2 separate regions of the Homo sapiens genome follow, and region 1 is linked to region 2. A link is an interaction called in ENCODE POLR2A ChIA-PET data of the cell type or tissue named here. Cell type or tissue: A673. All regions are shown on one strand. Links, peaks and the distances in the headings refer to the core of each region. The heading gives the core; the rest is flanking DNA.

Evidence for each region. ChIA-PET counts read pairs that join two places held together with the same protein. Peaks named below come from ENCODE experiments on the same cell type or tissue, not always from the same donor. Only the 100,000 strongest peaks of a DNase experiment are listed, where the experiment ranks them.
Region 1: POLR2A ChIA-PET joins it to region 2 with 7 read pairs; 3 of 35 experiments call an interaction of 5 or more read pairs at or near these places.

The regions. Positions count from the first base shown.
Region 1 is chr16:18,829,965-18,833,964 of GRCh38, forward strand. SMG1 (SMG1 nonsense mediated mRNA decay associated PI3K related kinase) reads right to left here. Exons shown (of 63, transcript NM_015092.5): 51 at 2,976-3,202; 52 at 255-405; 53 at 1-151. Among named protein-coding and RNA genes, the nearest start is that of ARL6IP1, 30 kb to the left of the region's middle. In A673, for the core only: no CTCF peak of the experiment used is centred there; a DNase peak (open chromatin) is centred at 2,227.
Region 2 is chr16:18,955,787-18,962,381 of GRCh38, forward strand. No RefSeq gene overlaps it. Among named protein-coding and RNA genes, the nearest start is that of TMC7, 25 kb to the right of the region's middle. In A673, for the core only: no CTCF peak of the experiment used is centred there; DNase peaks (open chromatin) are centred at 3,095 and 3,375; H3K4me3 peaks cover 338 bases; H3K27ac peaks cover 1,437 bases.

The sequences.
Region 1 (4,000 bases), core at 1-4,000, 130 kb before region 2:
ACTCCTTAATAGTCTGTAGTCTTTTTAGAAAGAAAATCTCTTCTAGCACCTGCCGGTGATTATCATCATCAAAAAAATTAACTTGAGTACTCCTGGCTTCCCTTATGATGTCAATCTTTCGCCAAGCTATGGGAATTTCCATCTTGTTCAACTATGTAAATGAAAGAAAACAAAGTTCATTTCTCCACTCTTGACACAACTGAACAACTACTTTATGGCACTTGCATTATTTTTAAATCCAAGTCCACATTTACCTTTTCAACTAATAAGCTGAAAGCAGTTTCAACTTGAGCAAACATGCCATCGAATGCTACCAAAAGCATCTGGCCAGCTGACATTTTGGGTGTTTCATCAACTGAACCATTTCTCGGTTGGATTAATTCACCGTACTGAGCATGTAGTAGTCTACAGAAAAACAAAAGGAGTTAAAACCTTCGCTGAAAAGTAATGCCTTTGGTGGGAACATACAAAGTCAGTACATCTCACAGCTGCATGCTGTGAGAGTCTAGAAAGCCTTCTGGCATTAAGAAGAAGTGTTATTAGGCCGGGCGCGGTGGCTCACGCCTGTAATCCAGCACTTTGGCAGGCCGAGGTGGGCAGATCACCTGAGGTCAGGAGTTCAAGACCAGCCTGACCAACATGGAGAAACCCCGTCTCTACTAAAAATACAAAAAAATCAGCCGAGTGTGATGGTGGGCACCTGTAGTCCCAGCTACTCAGGAGGCTGAGGCTAGGAGAATCGCTTGAACCTAGGAGGCGGAGGTTGCCTAGGAGGCCAAGATCGCGCCATTACACTCCAGTCTGGGCAACAAGAGCGAAACTCCATCTCAAAAAAAAAGAAGGAATGTTATGATGATAAAATGGTATTTCATGTCAACCACAATAGGATTTCAATGATTCCAATTCGTTATTAATGACTGTTATGTGATTAAATTTTATGCAAACTTCAGTGATCAGTCTCATTTTTACACACAAAATATGAAATAATTTAAAATCCTGTATTGAAAAATGTCAGAAATCACACCATTCTAAAGCTGGCGGACCTAGTAAATTGTCAGGTATGTTCGCACTATTACTACAAGATACGATACAACCAAGTATACTTGCTATTTTGGGTATGCTTGGTTTTTATTTATGCACATTTTGAATGTAAGGTCTTCAGAAATTCACCCCTCACATTACCATTAAGACTTACATAGTGCTTATGTATCCAGGCACTATTTCTTATCACACACACACACAGAAACCATTCCAAATGGCTGGAACTATTAAGAATTTTTAAGAGAATTAAAAATGTTAAACTACCAGATAAATTTCTAATGGAAAAAGAGCTGTAAGATGGTATGAGATTTTCCTTGAGATTACCCAAAAAAAGCTTCTCTGAAACAAGGCACAGACAGGCTGCCATAGATCCAGGCACAAAGTTTGTTACCCAAAGTACACATTTAGGTAAACATTCCTCTGTATGAGGATAAGGGGAACCCAGATAAGATATTAAGAGAGATAAAATGAAGTCTGAAATTCAGTGCAAAACAAAGATGTACAGATCTAGCATTTAACTTTTTAAATACTGCTAAAAATTATATGATAAAGCTGTTCTATAAATAATCTAATATTTATGCTATTAATGATTATACTTTTTCTAGCCGGGCATGGGGGCATACGTCCATAGTCCCAGCTACTAGGGAGGCTGAGCCAGGAGAATCTCTTGAACCCGGGAGATGGAGGCTGCAGCGAGCCGAGATCGCACCATTGCACTCCAGCCTAGCGACACAGCAAGACTCCATCTCAAAAAAAAAAAAAAAAATACATATATATATATATATACACACACACGTACATATTTATGAATATATATGAATATATTTATTATTTTATGAATATAACCACTCCAAAGAAACATGAGAAACAGGAAATTTCTGAATGCAGGATAATTAACATTAAGGAATTATTGCTACTTTTTTCATGAAATAATGGCACCACAGTCAAGAAAAATAAGATTACATATATATGTATACTTTCTGCATTATTAATATTTAAGAATGAAAAAATATTTGCTTCTAAATAACTAGGGTAGTAAATTTAAACCAGACTAGCCCAGTGCAGATAATTACCAAAGGTGGTGGCAGGGGGTTCATTAGACTATTCTCTCTACAGTCTTGTATCTTTGAAATTTCCCATGGGAGGAAACGGTGCTACAATTCATTTCTACTCTCTCAATTATACTTCTTCTGTGAATTAGACATTGGAACGCCAAAGAAAAGAGGCCCTGAGTCACTAGGCACAAAGAAGCTTAGGGATTAGCTCTGAGTACAATGCATGTCTGCAGGAACTGCCCAAACTCTACAGATTCCAAAGTCAGATTGCTTTTCTGGACTAATGAGATGAAAAATACAATATCCAATTAGCTAAAACAAACTTACAATATTTAAACTAATTTAAAAGTATTCACCTGAAATGAGGTGTGTACTCTGTTAGCTAAATAAACTGTTTCAGGTGTCTCCAAGGGGTTCTACAAGATGGCTTAAAAATATCATGTTCGACTGTGTGTATGTACATGTACATAACTACAAGCACTAAAAGGATATATGTATGTATGTGACCGAACTATACACTTGCACACACACACACACACACACACACACACACAAATAAGTGCATGTATAACTAGTGAAATCTGAGTAAGCGGTGTGGACTATATCATTGTCGGTTTCATAGTGTTACTATAGATACTAACACTGAAGGAAGGATGAAGCATGCACAATACCTGCCTGCACTTTTTTTTTAAGCAACTTCTCGTGATGTATAATTATTTCAAAATAAAAAAGTTTTAAAAAGATACGTGTATGAGCATTTATAAGTAATTATACCTGCTCTAAAAACTAAAAGTAAACTTACGTTAAAGAGCTCAGAATCCCTTTCTCTGGCTGTCCCATCTCTTTTACAAGGAAACGGCACAGCCAGCATTCACTTGCCTGGCAACATCGATGTAATGAGCATGTGTTTCTTCTTCCAGTCCCATAGCTGCGTTTCTTAAGTAGGCCTGAAGAGATTCCACTAGAGTCTGCAGGGGAACGCCATCGGTGGTCTGCTCAATAAGACCGTCCAGTTCATGCAGCATACTTTCTAACGTGTATTCCCCTTTCATTAAACATCGAAGTGCTTCTGGAAATATGATTTGCCGGAAATTCGAATTCAATTCCTATAAATATATGAGAAAAAAACTTTTAATGTTTTTTGAGTTTAGCTAAGTTACACATTTGGAGACTTAGAGCCATACATTAAGAGCAAACTTATGTAACTATGCCATCAACTCATTCATGTAAGTACATCTTTTGTTTACTTTTTATTTCTACTTTTAAATATTTTCTTTTCAAATTCTATTTCATAGTCATGTGAAATTTTTCAGGAACTATTTCAAATGACTTTAAAAAGTTGTCATATAATTAAACATTCCTAGGATGATGTACCTTAAGAACAAAAAGAACTGCCCTAAAGTATGTTATATAATGTTATTAATTTTTAGGAATCATATTTCTGTAGTGATATTAGCATTGTTATTCTCTTTTTGGTTTGGTTATAAGTGGCTTCTATTTCCCTTCAAAAAAAAAAAGTCTTATCAAGGTATAATTTGCATATAATAAACTGCATGTTTAAAATATATAATTTGTTATACTTTGGTACTTGCATACACTCATGAAACTGTCACCACAATCAAGAAAATCAGCATACCGACTACCCTACAAATTTCCTCCTGACTTCTTAATCTCTCTCACTCACACTTCTCCATACCACCTCCTCCATCTCCAAGTAAACACTGATCTGCTTTTTCTCATATTATACACTCTCCATTTATAGGGGTAGAAATGTCTAGCTTTCTTTACTCAGCATAATTATTGTAAGTCATACATGTGGCTGTATGTTATCAAGGTGTCGTTCACTTTTATTGCTAAGAAGTATTCCATTATGTGGATGTACCATATTTGTCCATTTGCTTGAT
Region 2 (6,595 bases), core at 1,563-5,562:
GTCTCATGGCCATAGAGATCAAGGACTTGAACACATACAAAAGGTGAGGTTTAGAGTAGAAATTTAATAGGTGAAAGAAAGAGAATAGCTCCCTGCTACAGAGAGGGGTCCTGGAAAAATGGGTTGCTGAAGCTCAGTGAATCGCAAGGGTTTTTACAGATGAGCTAGTGGGAGGCGGTATTTGATCTACACAGGGCACGGAAAACTGGTTAGGACCAGGTGTGCCGTATGCATAGGGCTTGAATCTCTGGCAGCCCCCACTTCAATTGTTTATTATGCAGGTGTATCCTCTGCCTGAGCTACTCCATGTTGCTTATTTCTTTCACACTGCGCATGTGCTAACAAAAAAGGGAAGGTGGAGCCTCCATGGTGGACCTGCCTGGCCCCAGGTCGTCTTTTCTATCCATGCAGCTGCCCCCACGGTGGACCTGCCTGGCCCCGGGTCGTCCTTTCTATCCATGCAGCTGCCCCCACGGTGGACCTGCCTGGCCCCGGGTCGTCCTTTCTATCCATGCAGCTGCCCCCACGGTGGACCTGCCTGGCCCCGGGTCGTCCTTTCTATCCATGCAGCTGCCCCCACGGTGGACCTGCCTGGCCCCGGGTCGTCCTTTCTATTCATGCAGCTGCCGGCATTCCCCCGTGCAAGCTTCCAGTTTCCCTATCTATGTTTGCAGCCTGATCTTTCAGGCTGCTCCTTTTTAGAAAGTGATTTCTTGGGCTTTTTTTTTTTGTTAGAAGGGAAGTTCTACTGAGGACTCTCTTGCCGTCATTGTCTGCCTAAATAATTTCTTTCTATCTCCTGTATCACTAAGACAGCGAGACCATCCCCTCCTCTTCCACCTCCTCTCAGCCTCCTCAATGTGAAGACAAGGAGGTGAAGACTTTTGTTGTTTTGAGACGGAGTCTTGCTCTGTAGCCCAGGCTGGAGTACAGTGGCACAATTTTGGCTCACTGCAAGCTCCACCTCCTGGGTTCAAGCAATTCTCCTGTCTCAGCCTCCCACTTGAACCCAGGACGTGGAGATTGTAGTGAGCTGAGATCACACCACTGCACTCCAGCCTGGGCAATAGAGTGAGACTCAGTCTCAAAAACAAACAAACAAAACAAAACAAAGCATGCATTAATTGGCTTTAGGTTATCAGTAAGGCTTCTGGTCAATAGTAGTCTATTAGTAGTTAAGTTATGGGGGAGTCAAAAGTTATATGGGAGGCTGGGCATGGTGGCTCACCCCTGCAATCACAGATTTTGGGAGGCTGAGGTGGGAGGATTACTTGAGCCCAAGAGGTTGAGGCCATGGTGTGCTGTGATTGTGCCAATGCACTCTAGCCTTGTTGACAGAGTAAAATTCTCTCTTTCTCTCTCTCAAAAAATAAAAAAGTTTTGGCCAGGCACGGTGGCTCACGCCTGTAATCCCAACAGTTTGGGAGCCGAGGCGGGCAGATCACCTGAGGTCAGGAGTTCAAGACCAACCTGACCAACCCAGAGAAACCCCATCTCTACTAAAAATACAAAAATTAGCTGGGCATGGTGGTGTGTGCCTGTAATCTCAACTGCTTGGGAGGCTGAGGCAGGAGAATCGCTTGAACTCGGGTGACAGAGGTTGCAGTGAGCCGAGATCGCGCCATTGTACTCCAGCCTGGGCAACAGAGCAACACTCCATCTCAAAAAAACAAACAAACAAAAAACATGGGCATGGTGGCCAGCACTTGTGAGGCTGAGGCACAAAGATCACTTGAACGTGGGAGGCAGAGGTTGCAGTGTGCCGAGATCATGCCACTGCACTCCAGCCTGGGTGACAGAGGGAGACTCTAGCTTGAAATTATGTCTTCAGGGATTCTAGCCACAGTTAGACTTGGCTGAAAGAGGCAGGTGCAAGTGAGCAGCAGCCATCCCCCAAGGCCACTGTGGTTAGATGTGGCAATAGACACAGATACCTGTGGGCTCCAGTTTGTCCTTGCTGTCCTCTGCATCTAGCTCTTCTCCTGACTTCTGACCCTGATGACCAACACAGCCCCAGGCCCACCACCAGGTGCTTGGTGGTAGTAGCTACATACAGGCACAGGTTACCATAGAGCGTTCCCTTGGCCATCCTCTTTCAGTGACTAAATGTGCCTGGCTACTCAGATGGACTGGCCAGTACCTCCTCTGAGCCTCCAACTTTCCTCCTAGTCTGTCCCTTCCCCAGCTTCTCCTATGATTCTGTAAGGTCTAATTCCTAGAGTAACTCTCTTATCCCATAGCTCATAGTATTTCTGCATTGAGCCCTGACTGCTGCAATGAACCAGGCTACGCAGACCATGGTGAAGGCCAAGAGAAGCTACTGAAGATCTCTGAGTTAGGTAGTTGGCTTATATCTGTGGGTGCGGCTCCCTTAACTATAGCCAGGTTCAAGATTCTGAACAGAATAGTGTGCTGTGTGGAAAAAATTGCTGTTGGACTGTTTTCCAAATCCCCACAGCTGGTTCCTGCTGTGTTCCCATCTTGTGGGCAAGTAGTTATTAGGATCTTGTCTCAGTCCAGACAAGAGGAAGTGTTTGTGTTGTCATCTGAGAGCCCAAAACAGACTCCTCTTGATTAAGATGGACCCTGCCGGGTGCAGTGGCTCACGCCTGTAATCCCAGCACTTTAGGAGGCGAGGCGGGCAGATCCCGAGGTCAGGAGTTTGAGACCAGCCTGACCAACATGGGGAAAACCCGTCCCTACTAAAAATACAAAAATTAGCTGGGCATGGTGGGGCGTGCCTGTAATCCCAGCTACAGGAGGCTGAAGCAGGAGAATGGCATGTGGCGTGAATTCAGGAGGTGGAGGTTGCAGTGAGCTGAGATTGTGCCACTGCACTCCAGCCTGGGTGACAGAGCAAGACTCCATCTAAGAAAAAAAAAAAAAAAGATGGACTTTAAGGTTAAGGAAACAAAAATTACCTACAGGTCACGGGTTTAGGTATTGGCTGGCATGAATTCCTTCCTAAATTCCTAAATTCCTATGGCTGCAAGAATAACTACACTCTTGCTAAGCTCCCTCACAATAGGAGATGTCAAGGCAAATTATCATACCCCTCCTAACTTTGATTTATACCCAGACTGCTACAACTCTGATTGGACAGAGGACTGACCTTATAGACATTGTCTTCTGATGAGCAACTGCAGACCTTAAGCAGTTTCAGCCGGCTTATAGAGACTGCACACAAACTGTCTTTGTGTCCTATAGCTCACCTTTTGACACAGAGAGCCAAATTCCACCTCATTTTATTGCTAAAACCCCACCCCAATGTGAACATGGGATGTATGTTACACATATGTTTACCCATTGTGCATGTACTTAATTCCCCTCATAAATATGCGTAGTCTTTTCCCCAAACCTGCTGAATATGTATGATTCCATTGTGTAATACAGGCCCTGTAAGGCATAAAACCCAGCCTGCCCTTTCTCCCGTCAAAGAGAGAGCAGCTTCCACACATTCAGGAGACTGTCTCTTCCTGGTTTGTGAACTGATGTCACCAAATACAACTCTCCTGTTACTTAGTCATCTTGGTGGTCTTTGGATGACAGTATCTAACACTTAGAAGGGTTCATGAACAAGAGAACAAACTCCAGTCTTTTGTGGCTATTTATAGTCAACAGCTCAGCTTTGTGGCAGGCACAGGAACAGATTAAGTGAGTTGACTTTCAGACTGAGAGCAGCTCAAAATCTACCATCCATCAGGAAGTGTGTGCAGTAATCCAGGGATAAATACATGTAATTTGCCAAAAGAGGCAGTGGGTGCTATACTTGGAATCAATGTGAAGGTTTTAGAAATATACAGATGCTTGAATTCTGCTGCAACTCATTTAAATCTGGATTTCTGAGGGTGAGGCCTAGACATCTCTACTTTTTTTTTTTTTTTTGAGAAGGAGTCTTGCTTTGTTGACCAGGCTTGAGTGCAGTGGCGCAATCTTGGCTTCCTGTAACCTCTGCCTCCCGGGTTCAAGCGATTCTCCTGCTTCAGCCTCCCGAATAGCTAAGACTACAGGTGCCCGCCACCACGCCCGGCTAATTTTTTGTATTTTTAGTAGAGACAGGGTTTCACCATGTTAGCCAGGATGGTCTCTATCTGCTGACCTCGTGATCCGCTCGCCTTGGCCTCCCAAAGTGCTGGGATTACATGTGTGAGCCACCATGCCCAGCATCACTACTTTTTTTAGTCCAATTTATCAATTTTTTTTTCTTATCTTTTCTGGGACAGGGTCCTGCTCTGTTACCCAGGCTGTAGTGCAGTGGTGCAATCACGGCTCACTGTATCTCAACCTCCTTGGCTAAAGTGATCCTTCTCACTCAGCCTTCCTAGTAGCTGGGACTACAGGTGCATGCCACCGTGCTTGGCTAATTTTTGTATTTTTTGTAGAGATTTGTTTTGCCATGTTGCCCAGGCTGGTCTCAAACTCCTTGGGCTCAAGCAAGACTCCCAAAGTGCTGGAATTACAGGCACGAGCCACTTGCACCCAGCCCTATTTTTTTCTTTTGTCATTTGTGTTTTGGTGTCATATCTAAGACGGCTTTGCTTCACCCAAAGTTACAAAGATTTACTCCTATATTGTCTTCTATGCATCACATTTTAGCTGTTACATTACTGTTTAGTTCTTGAGACAAATGTTCATTAATAAAATCCAAATATATTACTATAAAAACTGTACCTAAGGCTGGGTGCGGTGGCTCACGCCTGTAATCCCAGCACTTTGGGAAGCCGAGGCGGTGGATCACGAGGTCAGGAGATCAAGACCATCATGACTAACATGGGGAAACCCCATCTCTACTAAAAATACCAAAAATTAGCCAGGCATGGTGGCACGTGCCTGTAGTCCCAGCTACTTGGGAGGCTGAGGCAGGAGAATCACTTGAACCCGGGAGGCAGAGATAGCAGTGAGCTGAGATTTGCCACGGCACTCCAGCCTGGGCGACAGAGCGAGACTCCATCTAAAAAAAAAAAAATTAGCCAGGCATGGTGGCGCATGCCTGTAATCCCAGCTACTCAGGAGGCTAAGGCAGGAGAATTGCTTGAACCCAGGAAGCAGAGGTTGTGGTGAACTGAGATTGTGTCATTGCACTCCAGCCTGGGCAACAAGAGCAAAACTCCATCTCAAAACAAACAAACAAACAAAAAACAAAAACAAAAAAAACTGTACCTAAGAAGGGTCATGTCCCTTCTCTCCAAAGGATGCATCTTGTTGGAGGGTCAAAACACACCAGCATTTATCATCACTGCTAGCTGAGGGCCCCAGAGGCAGTCTAGGGCAGTGGTTAAGGGAGCAGATGCCACAGTCAGTTTTCCTAGATCAGCAGTTGGCAGACTTTCTGTACAGGAATGTCTTAGTCTGTTTGTGTTGCTATAAAGGAATACCTGAGACTGGTAATTTGTAAAGAAAAGAGCGTATTTGGCTCATGATTGTGCTGGCTGGAAGACTAGCCATTTGGTGAGAGCCTCAGGCTTCTTCTACTCATGGTGGAAGGGAAAGGGGAGCTCCTGTGTGCAGAGATTACATGGAGAGAGAGAAAGCAAGAGAGAGATGGAGGGTGCAGGCTCTTTTTATTTTTTATTTTTACTTTTATTCTTTTTTTTTGAGACAGGGTCTCAGTCTGTCACCCAGGATGGAGTGCAGTGGTGTGATCACAGTTCACTGCATCCTTGAACTCCTAGGTAGCTGGGACTATTGGTGTGCCACCATGTCCAGTTAATTAAAAAAAAAAATTGTATACAAAAAAAAGGAGCAAGATGGAATCAACTATATCAGATTTTTCTCCCTGTCATAATTTTTGCAAAGGTGATCTCACTGCTGCAGTCCTTCCATTGTCTCCTGCCTGGACACTCAAACCCACAGCACAGTCCCTGCTTTTATTCTCACCCATCCTCTCTCTAGAACTCCAGTTCTGCCCACACAGTGGCTGACTCGCCATCTCTACCTGGACATCCACAGGCCCTGGGACTCAGTGGGTCCCAGACCTAATGGTCATCTCCTTCTTCCCTCCTGCAGCTCCTTGCCTGGTTTCCTGACCCAGGATCCTCCCAGTGACCATCTAGAACCTGGGAATCAGCCTGCCTCCTCCTTCTCATGCTCCCGGACCTATGATCAATCAGTAAGTCCTGTCGGTTCCACCTCCATGTTCTGGCAAATCCATGCCTTCCTCTGCTCCTTTTCTGGGTCACGCCTTCCTTGCAGCAATAGCCCTGGATCTGGTCCAGTTGCCTTCAGTCCGGCCTCCTCCAAAGCTGCCAGGGGACATTTCGTGTTCCCAAACAACTTATTTCTGACCAGGAGCCTCCCTTGCCTAAGAGCATCTCGGTTACCTTCACGTAGAGTAAACTTATGAGAAGAGGCTTTCGTTTTTTTTGAGACAGAGTCTCAGTCTGTCACCCAGTCTGGAGTGTGGTGGCATGATCTCGCCTCACTGCTACCTCCCTTTCCCAGGTTCAAGAGATTCTCATGCCTCAGTCTCCTGAGTAGCTGTGATTACAGGTGCCCGTCACCAAGCCTGAGCAATTTTTGTTTTTTTAGTAGAGACAGGGTTTCACCATGTTGGTCAGGCTGGTCTCCAACTCCTGACCTCAAGTGATCTGCCTGC